Linked DNA regions of Homo sapiens: regions 1 and 2 are each linked to region 3. A link is an interaction called in ENCODE POLR2A ChIA-PET data of the cell type or tissue named here. Cell type or tissue: Panc1. All regions are shown on one strand. Each heading gives the region's core, and the rest is flanking DNA. Links, peaks and the distances in the headings are about the cores only. Region 1 overlaps LOC105369844 (a long non-coding RNA gene). Region 2 has its middle 110 kb from the start of PHLDA1-AS1. Region 3 overlaps LOC105369844 (a long non-coding RNA gene).

Region 1 (7,256 bases), core at 2,354-4,853, 110 kb after region 3:
TATACTTAAAATTGCTCCTTGCACATATGTCCACAAGTTTATCTTCTTCCCCTGGGTTCACAGCTTCCTCTGTTACCCTTACAGGGTCTCCGCATCTGTATTCACATGGGACAGCCTTGAGCAGCACAGCTCAGACCTCAGCTCGGCTGGGACGTTGTAGAAGAAAGTAGAGTACCAGGAGGAGAATGAAGTAGATGAATTCTAAGATTCTACGCTCTCTAGTGGAGTGTTGTTTCCTAAAAAATTATCAGACCACACATTCCACACATGAAAAATTCATCATACTTTGAAGATAATTAAAGTAAATGTCATCCAATTTTAACCAAATTTCTATTCTACCACTAAAGGACATGCAAATGGCTTCTTTTAAAAATATATATAGCCAGAATGGTTTTTGGCAATATAACAATGAAAAAACTGAAACATTTTGGGGGTAATTAACTCATGTTTTAGATATCTACCATTATTAAAGTTTTCATGGGTAAGACTAGATCTTAAAACAGATTGATTTTTTGATGACCAGAAACTGAACTGAATTTGAACAAGTCCCATTGGGACTGAATTTTTAGCATCTCAAAAGTGGTGTTTAAAACCACACTACTCTGACAATGGGAAACCAATGAACATAGTACAGCCACAGGATCTTTATATACTGCAATGGGTGGAAGTAAAGTTTCCCTAAAATAAAATTGATGTTCCTATTATCAATTATCCCACAAGGAAGTAAATCCTGAGACAAGAAAGGAGGGCTTGGGAAATATATGTCAGTTACCGAAGACAAAGAGAACCTCTCCCTTTTCTAGGTGAGGGACTCATCTTAATGAGCAATGAAGCCTCAATACTGTAACAGCCAGTGCTAGTGACTGGGCATGGGGTGAGTTGCCCCTATAATCAAGAATAAAGCAAGCACCTGCCTGATGAGGAACCCCCAAAGGATTTGGAACAGAGGCGGCAATTTTCAGATGTTTTGTATAAGTTGCACTTCCCTTCTATTATCCTCAAACAATATGTTTTAAAATGCTCCAAATCCTAAAAATCTGAAAATGATTAAATGTAGTTCCTGGCCTCTCCTTTACTAAGAGAAATTAAAGAAAAAGGAGACGCCCAACTGCTGGAGTGCACATGTCTAGTGGAGTTGTTTACCCTTTCCCAAGTCCGAGGTGGCTTTGGCAGCAGCAATTATGGTTGGAGAAAACCGTGCCTGCAGTGATGTTCTCACAGACAGTTCAGTAGAAAAAGGCCAGCTGAAGAGAGATTCTGGAGCAACCAGCACCTGAGCCAGTGGTGTGGATGCCCTGCCATGAGGGCCTGCAGCAGCATGCAGTGAGAACATTCGGGATTTCCTTTTGAGAATGTCAAGTCATCACGGACAGCGGCTCATGAGTCAGACCTCACCCCGTGTATCATCGTCAGAACACCATCCATGGTGGTTTGGACCATTACGCAGTTTTAAATTGTTTTTGTTCTTATTCATTGTTTAATTTATATCTGTGGTGGATCATTGGTTAAAGACAGGAAGCAAAAGAACACTGATGTTGAAATACAAATTTATACGAAACATAAAAGAGATAATTCTATAAATTCCCTTAAGAGTTTCTTTAACCAAACCTACCAGTTGCATTGAACTAATCAAAATATTTATATAGCACATCACGCTCTCTCTAGTTCTACTTTTAGAATGTTGAAAGGGAAACTATTTTGCCAATAATATGGAATTTGGGTTTTTTGTCTAATGGGATTAAATATTATCCATAACAAAATGTTTTATTTGAGCATAGGCTAGGAAAATGACAACTGAAATCTTTTCTCTGAACCCATATTTTAGGAACAAAAATATAAAAATTATTTCAATAAAACACTTGTGTTTTTAAAAGTAAAATCCAAGAAATCCAAACATAAAATAAGCAGTTTTGTTGATGTCGCCACAAGTAGTTACATTTATATCTATATTTTAATATATATTTGGTCCCCAACTAAATATTATAGAAATCATTTTACATTTCAGATCTTTCAATTTTTTAAAACTAAAAAAAAATTTTAAATAAAATTTTAAAAAATTGATAGCAAATGTTACTTGTTAAGTGGGAAAACGTTAAAATGTATTTTATATAATAATTATTAAGATTATATTTAAACAATCAATTAAGACAACCATGTAATTTATCATCCAAACTAGAACAGTTTTGAGAATGGAAAGGGCTACTAATAATCATCATCCCAGGAGAATATATAAAATCCAGGCCTATCCTAAGGAAATGGGACTGTCGGTAATACTACTAAGAATATGATCTGTAATAACATCTTGGCCTTTTCATAAATTTTAAATTATTTATTATGCAACACATAAGATGATGAGATGATTTTTACTGTAGAAGGGATATATGCCAGAAAACGAACCTAAACTAGATTGTGCTATTTTAATCCAATTCCTTCATTTCACAGATGAAGATCATAAACCTAAATATGCTAAAAGGTATGACCAAGGTATGACACCTAAGCTAGAAGAAACTTTCATGCCTTTAAATTATAACTACTTGCTTGATGACAGATGACCGGGAAATTAAAAACATAATTTTAATAACTACTTCCTAAAATTATAACAAGTAATGTGAAATAATTAGCACCTTTAATAAAAATCTTGAAAAATAATTGTTATTGTCAATATTCTGAGATGTTGTACCATGCCTATTTATAGAAACTCTAATAATCAGTCCCAGTGGCAGAAAAACTTACCAAGGTTGTCAGAGGTGAGACAGACAGGTGTGGGCTGGTAACCTGAAGCAGCTGGTGATCTGAGCAGTTCCTCATCTGGAAGGTCATAGGAAAGGGAAAGTTCTCACACTGACAACTGAGCCTGCAAGCTCATCCCCACCAGTCCCGCAACATGGTGGCCTGCTTAAGTAACAATGACTGAGCCTGAGATGGTACAATGAAAGAACGGTAATCTTGTGCCCAGATGTAGAACATTCAGAATCTGGAGAAGTAGTGCCATCTGATTTGTGGAAACAGCCTAAAACAACAATACTGGGACAGAGGCAGATGCAATGGCCACTAGTAGCCAGATTAGACTTCAGTTCTCATTTCACCTTCCATTTGTAAACGGGTCTAACCTCTCAGAATTCAGCAAACCTCAGAATCCGTGGACAATTTGGGGAAGGAGTGCAATGGAGTTTTAATAAAAAGCTACAGAATACTCTGCTGAACAGTAGAAGGGGCATCTTGAGCAATTCTTTGGAAAAATTAAACATGACACAAAAGCCATTCACAAGTGGTGTTTCCATTATGCTTAAATTCAAATTGTGTAAAACCCAGTGAAGATAGAAAGGGAACTGGTAAATTGGACCATTATAGATCATTTTATGTGTATAATTGAATGATTCTTACATAATTTCAGCATATTAGTTGACAAATTAGAAAAAGAAGAAAATAAACAATGTTCGGTCTGATTAAAGGAATAAAGGCAAGAAGTAAGTAGAGTAATGAAGAGAAGTGAAATAAGACAATAATGATGAAGACAGATAATAATGGCACCTTAGCGGGAAAAGTCCTTCCATTGCTACTTAGTGGCAGTTTTTTCAATTTCTTTTTCCACAGTAAACTTTTCACACAGCCCTTTGAGTTCTACAAAAGAAAGAACACAAGATTTGAAGATGGAAAATTTGAACTTAAATCGTTGCTCCACCATTGACCTTGAGCCAATAACATTGTTTTTTTATCCTTGTTTCCCTTTACTGCAGAGGAGCAGGAATGCCTTACTCACAGGGCTTGTTGAAAGAAATAAACACAGTAATTATGTGAGCAGGTTCAACATACAGAAGGCCATCAAATATGTTAATTTCTTTTCAAGAATATTTAAAATAATCTTGAAGAATACTTTACAAGGAAGAATGTCTAAAAATATAAGAAACATTAAAGAAAAGAAAGAATCTGGAGAGTCTTACAGGGAGTTAGCCATTTAAAAGAGCTCATTAGCATTTCATAACCTTTCCAGTTAACAAGGTGCTGTTCTGAAGATTCTATCATTATATGATACACAAGTTGCAATTAATGAAATATGGAGAAATGAAAACTCTATTAGAAAATTGCCAGTTAGCAGGACAGGGATTGTAATTATTCCTCAAATAATTGTAATTTGAGGAAAAGCATTAATAATTAAAAGGTCAAGATGGTCCACCCCTTAGGAACCTAAGTAGCAGGGAGTTTATAATGCAAATTATAGTTTTTATTAGGTATGTGAGGGGAAAACTTCACCTCTGAGCACAAAAACTCTAAAAGAGGACAGACTATCTTTTTTACTTACCTGAACAGTTTCCTATTCTTCTTTTGTTTGGTCTAGACATTACCATCACCTTTCTAAGACGTTCATTGAATGTTATAGGTCCCAAGAATAAAAAAAGTGTAACTAATTGTGTAGCTAAAATAAAAACAATTTTTAAAGTAAAGAATAAAAAATAGGAATTAACGATGAGATACGACAGAATAAACAATAAAAGCCAAGTTTTCCAGGGTAGATCAGGGTCACCACTGTCACCATCAGCATTATAATATCTCCTTTATTAGCTGTTACAAAATCTAGAGCATTTCTTAAGATTCCTCCTAGAAAATTCCAGAAGTCCTAGAGATTATTTTAAATATGCTCATTATTAACCTCCTAGATACCACTTAGCACCTGTCATTTTTCTCTACCCCTGTTTCAACAGCTGTAGTAATGGCTTCTGGAGAAATGGCAGAATCAATGAGAATTAGCCAAACCAATTCCATGAACAATTCCGGTAAGTCATGTCCTCTCCATTTCTGCAAGTCAGGATTAGGCTGCTTCAGCTCACACTCCAGTGCTCCAACAAATAGAGAAAAGAAACATTCCTCATGCCTCTTGAACTGCCCTGCTGTAAAATCCATATGTTGAAAACATCTTAAGGCACTCCAATAAAACAATCTTCTTTTTTCAAATGTGTAAGTATTATGTTGAACAACTATGGTCTGTAAGAAATTAGAAAGCCGTTCTGTTTTGTTCTGCTGTCTTTATATTTATTCAATATTTGGGGGATTGTCCTTCCTCTGTCCCCTGGATAAAAACTTGGGCAGGCCACGGCATTTTTCAGGTAATTTTTAGGTAACACAAATAGTCAGTGGTGTACTGAATCTGCTTATACTAACTTGCAAGATTGCATGTATTTCTTCCTAACTCTGCATTTAGTGATATCATGTTGGAGACTTAAAATACTCACCTAGGTTGACAGAGAGAATATATCTTAAGAGGGACAGACCTCTGAATGGTACTGCTCTTCTCCCTCTGCCCAGATGACATCTCCATCCTCCCAACTGGTGCAAGTGTGTGGAAGGCATGGATGCAGTCAATATTGAAAGAGATCACATTCTAGGAGTGTAGTGATTATAGCCTACAAAGGTCAAGAGAAGACATGGTGTGAAGATCTGTTTTCTGAATGATAAATTTAACATGATGAGTAAATGAATTATTGCTCACATGTTCCTGCATGCTCTGGGTGAGATTTGCATTTTTGTTCATCAACAATGAAGCTCAGTATCATTCTTTGAAAGATTCACTGGACACCACTCTTCAAGGGCAGCAAGAAAGATGATACACTGTCATGAGTAATGAGGTAATCAATATCAAATAAGTTGTATTAGAGAATTGCAGAAACAAGATCTATACTGTTTCTATACAATTGAGTCCTGAAGAGTCATGGCCGAGTGAGTCATCACAGCACTGCTACATTTTTCTCACAGTGGGAGATATAAAATTGACAAGAAGTGGACTACAAAGACTATAAAGAGAGAGTTCCTGGATTTGAACAGGAAGAGACAATGCCTTAACACTGCAAGGAATCTTCTTGTGCAGTGACTGGACAATATGCAAACACCTAAGTGCTTCTCTAGATCTTCACCAATCAAGATAAATCACTACGCCTCACATGAGCCCATACATTTTCCAATACATTTTTTAAAGAATTGCTTTTATAGACAGGAGTCCTGCAAAAAAATATTTGCCAGTGTTTCATATACATTATGTGTGGCCAAAGGCTAAAGGATGGCTAAGTGACAAAACTTCTGCTGAACTAAAGATGGCCTCTACACTTGACACAGTCCCATGTTCTTTGGCCAGACTTCAGATCCCCGACAATCTCCTCTGTTAGGATAACTACTTTTCAGCAGTGGTTCCTTGACCCTTTATGAAATTAAAGCTCTGTTGGAACACCACACCGCCCCCCACCCCCACCCAAGCTATCCAAGCATGTTTTTACGTAGCTGAACACGCAATAACGTAGTCAACGATCTGCACTAACCTCAGTGACTCCTGCTTTACAAAGCCTTCCTTATTGATGTGTGTTTGGAATTGAATGAAGGAGAGGGAACAAAGACAAATTATGAGCAAGGAGAAAGGAGAAGGAAGCACAGGAGATTGCAGATCTAACACTGCAGAAGTTAGCCTAACAAAATAGAGGGCCCAGTGAATACATTTAGGAAAAGGAATATGGGTCTATGAAACTTTGAATACAGCGCCAATTCTGTCATTCCTCTGTTCCTCCACATATATAATTCCTCATCATTCTCAGGAAACTCCATTTCTTTCCCAGACAGGAGTGTTGGAATACATCTCCCTCTCCTACTAGATAATCCATAGAACACAACATCCTCAGCAGTACATTTCTGAACTTTGAGCTATGCTGACTAGAATACGAGGAGAATGAGTGGAAGACTTCGGTCCAAGGTGGGGCTTAGCCTCTGAAGTGTGGTATAGCCATGTTTACCATGCTTTCAGACCTTTCGCCATACAGATTAAAAATAGTGTAGTAAGAATGTGCTTATTGCCTATTTACAACTATATAACTTGAGGCTAATGACACAACGTGGCACCAGTGATGGAGTAAGAAACTGAAAGCAAAATTTGAATGTTAGATTTAGGTGACAAGGTTTGCCAAGCAAGTTTTTGCAATCATTTCAGTAATTATTCTGAAATTTTAGGGTGGCATGATTGAGGTCCAAAAAGTTCAAGATCATGATTGGTACTTCCTACAGCATTGCAGGTCCTCATGAGGCTGAGGACATTAGCCAAAGATCAAGCATGCCTTCTTTGAGGGAACCAGAGGAAACTTGATAAGCTGTTGTCATGGAGCATCTGCTAATTAATGCTACCTTGTCATTTTTGTTGAACGCTATCTCCATCTCTTTTAAGGTAAATGCAATAAAGTGTAATTCACATACAATCTATGTGCTTCAGTCTTCATTTTATTCTA
Region 2 (7,256 bases), core at 2,738-5,237, 340 kb after region 3:
TCACTTTCTAACTACCACCATCGCAACAATTCAAAGATCTTATGGTAAAGACTGGGATCCTGGGGAAAAGAAGTCAGGAGGCATACTTCTGTCAAAGCCTCCCTCTGATGTCCATACTTAAGGTGAAGTCCTCCCATAATGAGATGTCAGTTTACTTTTCTTTTTAAGTCTGCACATGAAAAAGGAGTCAAACTGGCAGAAAACATATTCAAAGGGCCTTGACTAAGTGTACAGACATGGCCTGTGGCCTATTGGAGGTGGGAGAGATCCCAGCAAGCTGTGGTCCCCCCTCTTGCATTTCTTTGTCCCAGCCATCTCAAATAACAGACTGGAAGAAGAAAAAGGATAACAAGGATAAAAGTAAAAGGTCAGTTTCCAAATAGGACATCAATATATTTTCATAAGCCATTACCAACTCCTGAGTCTGGGGAACCATTATATTGTCTGAGAGGATAAGCAGGCAAGATCTTGGACAGAATAAAGATAAAAACAGCTTCAATGAGCTTTACCCATTGACCTGTCTGATGACAGGTCTTCAGACTACAGGAGGAATTTCTAAAGCTGGATTCAATACAAGAAACGCTATTTCCAAGAAAGGCAAAACCAGCTGCTGATGGAAAAGTATAGCTTAAGTTTATTGGACTTTTTTTGTTTTGCTTTTTTTTCTTTTTTCCCTACAGAGGGTCTATAAATCACTGATCTCTTTGTGCCTTCCTCTGTACAATACAGGGCAGGTTGCCCACAGGGGGAAGAAAAAAAATCCCTCTATCTTTGTCAGACTAAATAGCAGCTCAGGTCTGGGCACCACATACCCAAAAAGGGCCAGGTGGCATGTGGAGCTCTTACAGCCTTTCCAACCATTCCAGTGCCAGCTTCTTATCCTCAGCAATAACCTGAGATGGGCTTCCTGCAGAGCCAGGTGCACATCCAACCATTCTCCTCTCTAGCTGTGAACACCAGCACAGCTTGCATTTCCTATGATACAACCCAGCTCCACAAATTCTAGGGGGTCTAGAGAGACCCTATTCAGATAACTTACTGACCACATAAGCACGTCAGGTGGTCACCCATCCTGCACCCTGCAAACAAGCCAGCTGAGGGACTATAAAAGGAACAGAGATGTCACCAGGAGGCTTATTATTGTGTTTTTAAATTTTATCCTGCCTCAGGCCACGTTTATCCAATGCAATTGGATACCTGATCCAGATAAAACCTTATTCCTCCCAGGGCTCTCTTAAGTGAGAATAAAGCCCCTTCCATCTCCATTGACAACCATTTTCATATGTTCTCGCACCTTCCCAATACATTACAAAAGGATATTTTAAATACGCAGGTGACCTCTTTACCAAAAGCAAGTGGGTAAAAGTTTGGAGCAGTGGCAAGCAGATGGTACAGTTGGTACAAATAGTTATTTAAATTTCTTATTTCAGCTCTTTTATCTAGTAAGTTTTTACTTCCAGCCTACCCAAAATAGGCCCTATGGATTCCCTACCAGTCAGGTGAAGTGGTTTCTCTGGAAATGTAAGCTCAGTGGTAAACTGAGTGATTTAAGATCTTACAAAGAGAGTATATGCTACTTCAAATTCAGCCCAGAAAGCATGAATGCCTTAAAACAATGGCTTCAGATTCTTTGGACCCTCTGTAAGAAATGCATTTTACTAGCCGGGCATGTTGGTGCATTCCTGTAGTCCCAGCTACTCAGGAGGCTGATGTGGGAGGACTGCTTGAGCTGGGGAGGTTGAGGCTGCAGTGAGCCATGTTGGCGCCACTGCACTCCAGCCTGGGTGACGAAGCGAGACTCTGTTTCAAAGACAAGAAAGAAATGCATTTCACATCACACTCAAGTCTACAATCCCACGTGGCTGTGTAACTGAAGCAAGTTTCATGAAACCGTGCTGACTTTTGCTATGCTCTATACAATTTTTTTCCTTAAAAAAAAAAAGAAAAAATGCTGGCCAGGCTTGGTGGCTCACGCCTGTAATCCCAGCACTTTGGGAGGTCAAGGCAAGCGAATCACAAGGTCAGGAGTTCAAGACCAGCCTGGCCAACATGGTGAAACCCAGTCTCTACTAAAAATACAAAAATAAAATTAGCTAGGCACAGCGGCAGGTGCTTGTAATCCTAGCTACTCAGGAGGCTGAGGCAGGAGAATCGCTTGAACTCAGGAGGCAGAGGTTGCAGTGAGCCAAGATTGCACCACTGCACTCCATCCAGGGCAACAGAGTGAGAATCCATCTCAAAAAGAAAAAAAAAAATGCTGCTGCAAGTTGAAGCTCACTGTATTGAGTTTATATCCCACTAATGAATTGAGGTTCACAGTTTTTTAAATCCTGCTTTATGTAATCCCAGCTACTCAGGTGGCTGAGGCAGGAGAATCACTTGAACCCAGGAGGCAGAGGTTGCAGTGACCAGAGATCGTGCCATTGAACTCCAGCCTGGGTGACAGAGCAAGACAGCAGCTAAAAATAAATTTAAAAAAAAAAAATCCTGCTTTAAATTATACTGAGGAAAAACTACTTTAAAACTCCCCGTCTTATTTATCTACTATCTAATGCCTCTCACTAAAAGGATAAACATCACACATTATCAGAAATGTCTTGTTATGTTTTAGGGGTGAGAGAAATGATAACAGGTGGGAGGATAAAAAGTAAATAGTACCAGATGGAAGTACCAGAAGGAAAATAACAAATAAAAACTTTTACAGAGATTGAGGAAATGGCCCCAAAACATCCTAAAAGTTATCTCATAACACGTTGTTCAATAAACAAGGTCTAACAGTCTTTTCTCAGTTCTTCCCAGGCGCTGTGGCAGGCCAATGATGGGGGAGGCTGGAGAGAGAAGTAGCTGGACTTCATGCTGCCTGCATATGCACCACCTCGGACAGACCTTGTACACACAGTTGGGGGGCTGAACAAACGGCCGGGGCTGAGGCTGCCTCTCTGTTCTTGCATCCAGGAGAGGGATGTCCGGGAGTCCAATTGCCAAGCTCTTACACAGTGCGATGGAGAAAGGCCTGAGCTCTCCTCCGTGGCCTTTTCACAGGAGAGGGAAGAGATTCCTACAGTGGAAAAGCAGGCTGGAGCACTGCGAATTTCTCTGGCCATGCCTTGTTTACCCAGCTTTAAAATGATGCAGATAAAAAGCAGAGTCAATAAGGAAAGTGGTTTATATTCAAGGATCTGAATTTTATTATTGGTAAATTGTAATATATCTTACATCCTTGCAGGGATAAAACATTCATAAACCACATTTCCCAGCTCCACCATTCTTCCATTTCCTCTCCTGACAGGAGAGAAGGGAGAGAGGGTGGAGAGGGAGAGAGAAAGTGAGAGAAGAAGGAAAAGGAGAAGGAGGAAGAGAATGAGGATGAGGAAAAGACAAAAAGAAAAAAAAGGAAGGAAGGCAGAAAAAGTACTAAAGCTAGAATCTAATCAGGTCTCCATTTAGTTTAACTCAGAAAATTTTTTCTTCTTTTAAGTGCACATGGGGCCAAAAATGTTTGAAGTCCTAGCTGCTTTTTTTAATGCAAAAAAGATAAAGATAATATACTTTTACTATCACATTGGGGATTAAAAGAAAAAAAGAAAAATATATTAAAAAATAGTAAAACTAATGTAATTTATACTAAAGTGTAAAATGTCATTTTAGTGTCTTTCTAGAAGTGATAAGGAGTAATCAGTGAAAGGTATGAAGATGACCAAACAATCAGATTTTGTCTAAAATAGGACCTGTGAATTTCCTACTCTTTAAATAACTTTCATCAGCCACCCACCCCATTGGCTTAGTTTCTTCCTCTTCTTTGAATCAATCCAAACATCCACAGGTCCCCATAGCTAACATGAGAGTTAATCATTTCTTTTCCCAAATGACTCTAATGTGTTTGGGCTGGGATAGGCAGACCAGTAAGCAGCCAGGATCACAGTAATTTGGCAAGGATGGTAGGCAAAGACTACAAATATTTTCTAGACAATTAAACCTAAAGTGAATTCAACCTCTCTCCATTTAATTCCAAAGGCCTCCAAGCCTTCTATGAATGACATCTTGATGCTCTTGAAGACATCATTTCAACTGATTGCCTTCTCTGTTTCTGTTGCAGGCATACACGTGAGCAGACTCTATTTCACCTCTAGGCAGGCAATGTTTTCAAGCCAATCATGATGAAAGTGCTTAACTTGAGATGAGTCTAAGATAAGTGTTTCTACTCATACCCCATTTTGATCTTTGAAATATAACTTAATGTTTTGTAGGTTATCAGCAGGGCCCACTTTACTGAATTTTCATCTCCCAGTAGGAATCCAAATTTATATAAGCTCCCAGTTAGAATTTCCTGACATCAAAAACTTAAGTGACTTTATATATATAACAAGTTCATTAAAAACTTCTGTTCAGGGTCAAAGCCACAGAGCCCTTCTCAGAAGTCACAGAGCTGGAAGCCACAGAACCCTCCTCAGAAACAGGAACATTCTCAGTAGTAGAAATCAGCTTGATGATAAGGAAAATATACAAGTTATATTCATGTCACCATAGAATCCAAATCATCAATGTGGCATTTCTCACCTCCCAGAACATCTTCCTAGTTTAGTTTTTCTCTGAGAATCGTCACGTCATGAATGTGCTACTAAGAGTCAGGAGAGCTGGACTTCAAAACACCAGCTTTGCCCATGACTAGCTTTGTGACTTTGAACACACTTTGAACACATCTGTAAACCTCTCTTGATCCCTGTTTTCTCAATCCCACAAGAGCACACACATACAAAATCTCATCTGAAAAATGCTGGGACTTGATTAGATGATCTCTAAAACCATTTTCCATTTATAACAACCTATTCTAAAACTAGGACTCATTTTATCCCTTAACAAAAATGTATAGGGCTAGAAATCCTCAAATTGTTGGAGTCCCCTAAGATGTAACAAATGCCCCTTGAATTTGAAACAGAGGTTCATGTTACACCAAAGCTTACAACCTTCAAATCAGGGTTATTTATTCCTGCTTTTTTCCAGTCAGTCAATAAAACTTATTGGACATCTGCTACATACCAGGCACTGTCTTGAGCCTAAGTGAACATCAGAGAGGGGGCAACAGGTTTAAAAGCCAGCAGCTGTATAAAGAAGTGGGAGATGGCAGAGAGAGCAGAGAAGAAAGAAAAAAGGAATATGTCAGCATATTTCTTCTGTTACCAAAACACTAGGGGTTTGGTCTAGGTCCCATTGCTCTCTGCACAGAAAGCCAATCACTGAGACAAGGAGTATTGCCAGGGAAGAAAGCTTATTCAAGTCCTGCATCTGAGGTGATGGGACGTTGGTCTCAAATCTATCTCCTCAACCAACTAAAAGTAGGGGTTTGCACAGCAAGGGAGAAATGTAACTGTGTGGAAAAATAGGAATTAGGGAGGAGTAAAGAAAAGGATTGGTCAACAGGAAGCTGGTGGTCAGTTAGGCAATCATGTCCAGGGAGGGATCTGGTGTCTCACTGTCCAGAGGCAGTGAACTGGTGAGTTTCAGTTCCATAATACTATCTGGGGAGCTTGCTGGTTGGTTTCCTGAGAAAGGAACTCAGATAAGACAAACGTCACTTTCTCAAGTTTTAAGACTGGAAAGGTCAATTTCTATGTTTATCCAAAATAAACCATAAACATCAGTTCTATGAGACAATTGCGCCAGTTTCACTTCCAGCACAGAAGCCTCAATTTATTTTTTTGCCATAAATACCAAAGAAGTTATAAGACACTAAGTGCTGAAAGGCAACTAGAAGAAGGTGTGCTTTTCAAAAGTTGACTATTATTTAGCAGTTTTAGGTTAATGGCAAAATTAAATGGAAAGTAGAGATTTTCCATGGACCCTGCCTCCCACATGTGCTCAGCCTCCCCAACATCTTGCATTGGGGTGGTACATTTGTTACAACTGATGAACCTAAAGGGATATGTGGTTGTGTTTATTTTTCAATGGATGAAACTCACATATAACAATGATCGCCAAAATACAAAATTGACATTTAATCTTTAGGATGTTTGACTAATCTGTTTCTCCCATTCTAACATTGGCTTTTAATCTTTAAGGAACCAGAGAGAAAAGAAATATGACCCAAGCTGCTTCTGAAAGTCTGGGGAACAACTGGTACACTACAGAGGCTCACATCAGGAGAAGAAAAAATCCCTTCAGCTACTGGAGTCTGAGCTACTTTGGGGTACTCTTTCTTCCAACTTTTCCCCTTCCTAACCCACTCCTCCCAGAACACATGTAGCCACACCAGACCAATCTTGTTCAACTTTTATGTAACAAAGTTGTGAGTTGCTTTTCAGTCACCATGGACCCCCAGGTTGAAGGTCATGTAACCTGAGCATGCCCAGATGAACCAAGCATGCCACTATGGGGAAATCTAAGTGCTCCAACAGAGGAGCAGGAACACGGGCTGTATTAAGTAGACACTGCATGGCAGGATCCAGGATCCAATCAGATTGAGTTCTGGCCTCACCTCATTGCAAGATCCAATCAGATCACACCTCATTACCCTATGCTTATAAAATCTGACCCAGCCCCCAGCTAAGGAAGACATTTTTGAGCATTTCCTTCTGTCTCCTTGACAGTCAACTTACAATAAACTTTTCTCACTGCAAAAACCCAGTGCTTCGGTGTTTGGCTTTCCATTGTGCATGGGTAAATGAACCCAGTTTGGTGTGGTAATACACACACACACACACACACACACACACAGTATCATTCTAACTCGGAGAGCCTCCATAAGATCTTTCTTTAACCAGGAGGTTGAGGACCATTTTCTAAGACCCCTCTTAGACCCTTGATAATCCTAATTTAGCCAGTACCCCAAGATGGGAACAAATACTATAGGGACTTTCAGAGCTAGGAGGCAACACACCTCTACAACAGGATGTTGTAAATTCTCCAAAACATGCATTTTCAAACTACATGAGACTTCCACCACCTAATCCACCAAGAATCAGATTCAGATACACCTCTGGAGTACCTACCACCCTCTTTCCTTTAGAATCACTTCCCTGGTAAGGCACAGAAGTTAAGTGGAAGTTGCTGAAATAAAATGACATGCTAAGAATCTCTGTTCTAGAAATCACTATCCACAATACAAATGTAGAAAATTAAAATAAATTCTTAATATTTCTCCATTCAGCTTACTATATACTCTAACCAAAATACTTTAATTAAAAGCTAAGTCTCCCGAGCCTGGCCAACCATGGTGAACCTGGGCCTGTCCTAAGTGGACAACACAGTGGCTACAAAGC
Region 3 (7,256 bases), core at 2,821-5,320:
ACAACAGACACTTATTTTTCACAGTTCAGGAGGCTGGAAAGTTCAAGATCGAGGCACGGGCAGACTGGGTGTCTGGTAAGGGCCTGCTTCCTGGTTTGTAGACACAGCTGTCTTCTTGCTGTGTCTTCACATGGTGGAATGGGTGAAGAAGCTCTTTGAAGTCTCTTTTATAATGACACTGATGCCATTCAATGAGGCTCCCCACCGTGAACTCCCAAAGGCCTCACCCACAAATGCCATTAGGTTGGGGATTAAGTTGCAACATATAAATTTGGGGGAAACACAAGCATTCAGTTTATAGCAAGTATGAATACTTTCTGAAAGTTTCTGAAAGAAAATTCTACCATATTCTTACTTCAGCAACACTTTCACTTTTGAGCCAACCAAACCATTTTCCAAAATCTGTCATGTAATGTTAATTCTGTGAGGTTGAAGTTAGTGATTAGGGCATCAGCTTTGTGATCAGACAGAAAGGAGGTCACATCCTGGCTCCACCACTTTCTAGGCACATGAAATTGAACATGTTACTTCACCTTTCTAACCTCAGCTTTTCCATCTATGATACAAGAATAATAACAGCTTCCTTACTCACAGGTTATCGTAAGGATTAAGAAAGATCACATAGATGGCATGATTGTGTGGCAGAGAATAAACGATCAATACACGGTATAGCTATTATTATTTCTGATGAAATACACTTGCCATTATGTCTGCAAAATGGTCAATTTTAAGTCCATTTCAGAATACTGCATTTCATAAAGAAGTTCCAGGTTTTCACAATACCAACTGATTGAACAATCAGAGGAAATTTTTTGTGAAAGGCAAAATTTTGCTTGAGCAGTAAGTAGTCTTTTTCACAAGATTTTACATATACTGGAATAGTAATATTATCACAATGAGTCTCAATATCATCTCTCTTGTTGATGAAAGACTGACAGTTCACATAATTGTTGCCTTAAATATGGACTTATACGTTCAGAGTAACAGGGAAAAGAATGTGCTATTCTGTCAAGGATATGAGGGTGTTCTTGAAGCAAGTGTATCTTCAACATCTTGTCCAGCTGAAGGAATATAAACTTTGACAGCATCTCCAGCTGACAGCATCTAGAATTGAAGGGGCTGCTTCAGGGTTGGCACAGGTATTTACATCACCCTCTTCTGCACCCCAGCCCCTCGCCTCTTTTTTGGCTTCTCACTCCACTGATAACTGCAGGATCAAGCCTGGGAAAGCACATGAAAAATTCACCAACGCAGAACAATGCAATCATACAACAAGGTGACATTTTAGGTAACTTAAACTATAAGAAGTGCCTCCCGAGAAACAGGAAATTATATCCAAAGTAGTTTGAGGGAAAAAATAGTTTCAGGCTGGAGTGCAGTATCGTAATCTCAGCTCACTGCAACCTCTGCCTCCTAGATTCAAGAGATTCTCCTGTCTCAGCCTCCCCAGTAGCTGAGATTACAGGAAAAAATAGTTTTATAAGATTTTTTTTGGAGGTAGCTTCATGATTTAACATCATAAAGTGCCATGGTAAAAAAAAAAAATTGCAGATTTAGTAATGAGCAGAGAAACAGCCTCTTGAGTGATGCTCTAATTCACGACATGCCACTGACAATTCACTGAGCTGTGTATGCATATCTTTTCATTTCTGCACCGAAGTTATGCTCAGGAGTCTAAAAGCTGTTTTAAAATGCCAGGCTTCGAGGTGCTGTTCTCCTAAGACATGGCAGACCTATAATTTCTTCACATATTTACATAAATGGCTCCTGTGAATGGGGGAAGTCTTTATGTGGCTAACATTATAAACTTCTATTATGAAACAACTCATTACCCATTATCAGCCCCTGTCACCCAGTCTATGTATAGAGAAGGAGAGGAGAGAGAAATGTCATTAAACAAAAATGAAATTGCTGAAAAAAATGGAGCAGGAGACATTTGCCTAACTCTATAAATCAAAGGTAGTGGAGTATAACTTTATCTCATTCATATTAGGTCATTAAGCCAGAAAAAGCTGAGGAGCGGTAAGAACCTTGGTACTTAAAATGCTATAACCATTTAGTGCTCTCTCTCTCTCTCTCTCGGAGCAGGCTTTGTGATTTCTCTCCCTCCCTCCCTCCATCTTTCTCTGTCTTCCTCTGTCCCTCATGTGAAAACTCTGTTATTCAAAGGACAAAAGGAAATCTGTTTGAGAAGAAAAATTATTTTTCTTTCTAATCCATTATTCTTTTACAGTTGCAAAAGCTATCATATGATCCTTGTATTACACAGTAGCAATGAGTAGTAATAAGCACTCTAACAGAGCCTGGGCAACATGGCGAAACTCTGTCTCTACCAAAAACACAAAAATTAGCTGGGTACGGTGGCACGTGCCCGTGGTCCGAGCTATGTGGGAGACTGAAGTGGGAGGACAGCTTGAGCCCGGGAGGTAGAGGCTGCAGTGAGCTGTGATTGTGCCACTGCACTCCAGCCTGGGCAACAGAGTGAGATCCTGTCTCAAACAAAACAAAATACAACAAAACCAACACTCTAATAGATATCTCATCAAGCAGTTTCTTTGATTATAAGTATCTTCTAGACTGGATAATTAGATTTTCTTTATTGAGAAGCTATTTCTATCCATCGCTGTACATCAAGGTGTATAAAAATGAATTGATTTGAACTGTGTTTGTAAACTGAGTTTATTTTAGGATTCTGAGAAATTAGATTTGAGAGGACGGCTTGCAGAACTCTTTCATCGAAGGACAAGGAATCTTGGAAAAAAGCACATTGTAAGAGGAGAGGCTGGGTCCATAAGGTGACCTCTAGGAAAATGGGCTAGAGCACCAGGGTGGAAATGATTTTCAGACAAGACGGTACTTGATTCTCAGGTTATCATTTTCCCAGCACCCATGGACTCACTTCCTGAGAGCAGCCTCCTCGAGTCCACAACTTAAACGGTGCTTTCTCTATTATTCTTCCACATAGCATCTGCAGTCTTCCTTCCTAGTAAAATACACATTTGTTGGTGTGTTTACAAGCTAATGGTTGTTTCTTCTACTTGACTATAGGCTCTGTTAAGTTCAGCCTAACGCTGTCTCCTTACATATTTTAGGTTCAACCTAAGGGTTTCTTTGTATGCCATGAACTATAACAAGTGGAGGTGTATACAGACTGTAGCCTGCACTTGTGCCAATCACTGAGCTTTGGCCAATCAAACGTAGCCAACTGTTCAAACCGTGTTCAAATAAGGCAAATGCCAAGCTGTAACCAATCCAGCTATTTCTGTACCTCAATTCTGTTCTCTATATGCCACTTTCCATTTTTTGTCCATAAATCTTCTTCCACACATGGCTGCGCTGGAGTCCCTGAGCCTACTCTGGCTGGGAAGGCCATCCAATTCGCGAATCGTTCATTGCTCAATTAAATCCCTTTCAATTTAATTCAGCTGAAGTTTTTATTTTATCAGTTCCAAGAGGCCAGGCACCATGTCTGTCTTGCTGTCTACTTTTTTCCTAATACCTCATTCATTTATCTGTTGACCAAATGAGCAGATGAATGCGTAAGTTCTAGGGAAAGGGAAGCTTCAATAAAAAGAATAAAGGACAAAAAATCAGGTACACTAAGAGCGAAAAAACAACTCTGTTAGTTTCAATGACATTAATAAAAGTAGGACATGGCACTTAGTGCAGATATATATACACTAGCCCCCACTGATTTCAGTTTAGCTTTTGGTGCTTTCTATTATTCATGGTCAAAACAGTCTAAAAATAATAAATGGAAAAATTCCAAAAATAAGCAACTCATAAATTTTAAACTGTGTGCTATTCTCCATCTTGCTTGGGATGTGAATCATCTTTTTTTCCAGCGTTTTCATGCTATACATGCCACCAGCCTATGAGTCACTTAGTAGCCATCTCAGTTATTAGATCAACCATTGTACTATCACACTGCTCGTGTTCAAGCAACCCTTATTTTATCTAATAATGGCCCCAAAGTGCAAGAGTTGTGATGCTAGCAATTCAGATATGCCAACGAGAAGCTGTAAAGCGCTTCCTTTAAGTGGAAAGGTGAAAGTTCTCAACTTAAGGAAAGAAACAAAATCAAATGCAGAGGTTGCTAAGATCTACAATAAGAACAAATCTTCTATCCAGGAAATTGTAAAGAAGGAAAAAGAAATTTGTACTAGTTTTGCTGATGTACCTCAAACTGCAAAAATTTATCACAGTGTATGATGAGTGCTTAGTTAAGATGCAAAAGGCATTAAATTTGTAGGTGGAAGCCATGAACACAAATGTGTTCCAATGGATGGCAGTTGGGTTCTGTCCTATCCAAGGTTTCAGGCATCCACTGGGGGGTCTTGGAATGTATCCTCTGCAGATAAGGGGTGACCACTATATCTTGGGCACTAAGCATCAGGAACATTTTCCCAGACATCAGATGCCACCACCAGCAGCAAAGATCCTGTTGCTGGAAAAGGGAAGGGGAGGAAGATATAGCCACACTTGGGCTGTTAATAGGAATAGGATAAAGCAATGAAGGAGACAGAGGAAAATAGCAGAGAAGATTGTTTTTAGAGTTCATATGAGATGTCCCAGGAAACTCTCAGAATCATTTGAAAAATTTTTGAGAAAAGCTAAAATTTAACACTTATAAATTTATTTTGAGATTTTACAATCAGCCTTAAAAACATTAACTAACTTATTGCTAAGAGAGAAAGGCAGCTTATAGATGAGCACATATACATTAATGCCTCCATGTGTATGTTCATGTTGGAAAGGACGTAAGTTTTTTTTCTTGTTTCCTTGAAAGAAAGGCTTCAGGACAGAAATTCCTTACAAATACTTATAGTATTAATAGTTATTTTTGAGAAGTGAGATTATAAGTGATTTTAAGATACATGTATATCTTTGTTTGTCTGTATTTTCTATTTTCCCTTCATTGCACAAGAAATCCTTGTAAACATTTCAAGAGTTTTAAAGATGTGCTTTCTTTTGAAAACTGATAAGAAAGGAAAAACAAATCATGCTTACTTCAGTGGGTTTACTTGAGGAATGGAGAAGAAAAAGTAGAAGACCACAGAATCACTTATAAAAGCAGGGATGTGATGGCCAAGCAAGACAACACCACAGCATAGTTCCTGCTTGCTGTGTTCTTTCCTGCAGGTGAGCAGTTCCACTCTAAGCTCGTCTATGAGATGTGAGGCCAGTCTAGATTTGGGTTTTTGGCTCTTGGTGTGGTCTCTGCTCCACTGCACAGAGACAATAAATAGAAATATCAACAATTCAGTGTGGAGCCATTGCCCCCATTTTTGCATTTTCTCTTTCCCTATAAGACCTTTCTATCATTGACTCCATTGAGGGCAATTTTGAGAGATATTGGGATCCCTGGCTTAGAACCTTTGACAGTGTGCCCTGATAGACTCTCTTTGGTCAGAATTTTTTTGCGAGTTTCATAGAATCGTCTCATTTATATGCACTTAAACACCTAAAAACATTCAAGAGAAAAATAATAATAATAATTTAAAAACCACACCAAAACACCTCAAATATTGTTGCATGTCGCCATTCACCCTCGTCCTGATACTATTTTGTCAGATTTGTCTGCCTTGGTTGCTGCCTTCCTCTCTCATGTCTCCTATTTAGGCAGAAAAAAAAGGGTTTCTGGGGAAATAAAAGTAAATATGGTAAATGGAAAATGGAATTGGATAATGAATGATAATATGTAGCCTTCTAACTAGGTCAGGTGAGAACGGTTCCTTTAAAACACCATCTTCCCCTGGGCAATGTGGGACCTGCAGGCACCTCTTTGCCTTTGCTTACAGCAGCCCTTCTGCCAGTAATGTGCTTCTGCAGTTGGCCTGGTTGCTCTTTCTCATCTATCCAAAGAGTGATAGACATCTGCCAGCTTTTGATTATGCCCTGAGGAATCTGTTGCAACAAACGAGTAACAATTTGAAGGACTGAAAAGTAAAGGCAATGACCTAACAGTTCTCAGGACAGGAAAAGCTGAAGGTTAATGGCTTTCTCCCATTACCGCTTCTAATTTTTGCTTTCTATTCAGTTATATTAGTCTTAGTGTCATAATTAAACAACAACAGCCACCATAACAAACAAGGTTTGCCAACCCCCAGAACAAAGAGTAAGCCTTTCTTGAGTACCCATTCTTTACTATGCTTGGCTCTGGACTAGAGATGAATGATTTCAGATCTTTGATGGCAAGGCTTTGGGCCTTTTAAAATACAAACTGATGAGTCACAGAAACAAATGAAGTTGGCTTTACTGAAAGTAGTTTTTACTTCAGATGCTCTGTTTCTCACCATGCCCCATGGCCTTCTTCTGAATATTTCCTCTGCCTACAAAGTGGCTTAACATCCCTATGCATGACAGTGTGTCATCTGTTGATAACTTATATAATAATGTCCCCCCCGGTAATAGTTGAAAACTAAAAAGCAAACAACAAAAACTATCAGTTACTGTGGAGAAGATGGGGAAAATTAAAAATGTATTCAGAGAATGGTGAGGCGTATATAGACCACATCTGTAATAGTCCGTTTTCACGCTGCTGATAAAGACACACCTGAGACTGGGTAATTTATAACAAAAAGAGGTTTCATTGACTCCCAGTTCCACATGGCTGTGGAGGCCTCACAATCATGGTGAAAGACAAAGGAAGAGCAATGGGACATCTTACATGGTGGCTGGCAAAGAGAGAGAATGAGAGCCAAGCGAAAAGGGAAACCCCTTATAAAATCATCAGATCTTGTGAGACTTATTCACTACCACGAGAACAGTATGGAGGAAACCGCCACCATGATTCAATTATGTCTCACCAGGTACCTCCCACAACACATGGGAATTATGGGAGCTACAATTCAAGATGAGATTTGAGTGGGGACACAGCCAAGCCATATTAACACACTCAGAGGGATTCTGGGGTAACTTTAAGTAGACTGAATAAACCCTTCCTCTCCCTAGCCCACTCAAAATAATCCCAGGCAGAAATAAGCATTCCAATTTTGTTAATTCCATAGTACTTCGGTCTTGTGCCAGAAACATGACTGTAAATAATAATACTTGGTGTTAGAGTTAGATGTGCTCTTCCTAATGACTTCAGGCCCAGTGCAAGCTCCTCCACTAGGAAATTTCTCATTCATCTTGCTATTCACAACTCCTTGACTAGTTTCTGGTACTTACTAAGCTTTAATAAACAATCATGAATGATAGTGAGGAAAAAAAAAAGTAACTTTTACTGTCACATTGTTAACTAATGTTAGAAT

Evidence for each region. ChIA-PET counts read pairs that join two places held together with the same protein. Peaks named below come from ENCODE experiments on the same cell type or tissue, not always from the same donor. Only the 100,000 strongest peaks of a DNase experiment are listed, where the experiment ranks them.
Region 1: POLR2A ChIA-PET joins it to region 3 with 7 read pairs; 1 of 35 experiments calls an interaction of 5 or more read pairs at or near these places.
Region 2: POLR2A ChIA-PET joins it to region 3 with 13 read pairs; 1 of 35 experiments calls an interaction of 5 or more read pairs at or near these places.

The regions. Positions count from the first base shown.
Region 1 is chr12:75,689,372-75,696,627 of GRCh38, forward strand. It overlaps LOC105369844 (a long non-coding RNA gene), which reads right to left. Exons shown (of 16, transcript XR_007063375.1): 2 at 5,486-5,604; 3 at 5,229-5,399; 4 at 4,301-4,980; 5 at 3,532-3,621; 6 at 2,734-2,808. Among named protein-coding and RNA genes, the nearest start is that of KRR1, 180 kb to the left of the region's middle. In Panc1, for the core only: no CTCF peak of the experiment used is centred there; no DNase peak of the experiment used is centred there; H3K27ac peaks cover 2,383 bases.
Region 2 is chr12:75,919,006-75,926,261 of GRCh38, forward strand. No RefSeq gene overlaps it. Among named protein-coding and RNA genes, the nearest start is that of PHLDA1-AS1, 110 kb to the right of the region's middle. In Panc1, for the core only: no CTCF peak of the experiment used is centred there; no DNase peak of the experiment used is centred there; H3K27ac peaks cover 2,500 bases.
Region 3 is chr12:75,581,671-75,588,926 of GRCh38, forward strand. All of the region lies in intron 9 of LOC105369844 (a long non-coding RNA gene), which reads right to left. Among named protein-coding and RNA genes, the nearest start is that of KRR1, 74 kb to the left of the region's middle. In Panc1, for the core only: no CTCF peak of the experiment used is centred there; a DNase peak (open chromatin) is centred at 3,901; H3K27ac peaks cover 1,288 bases.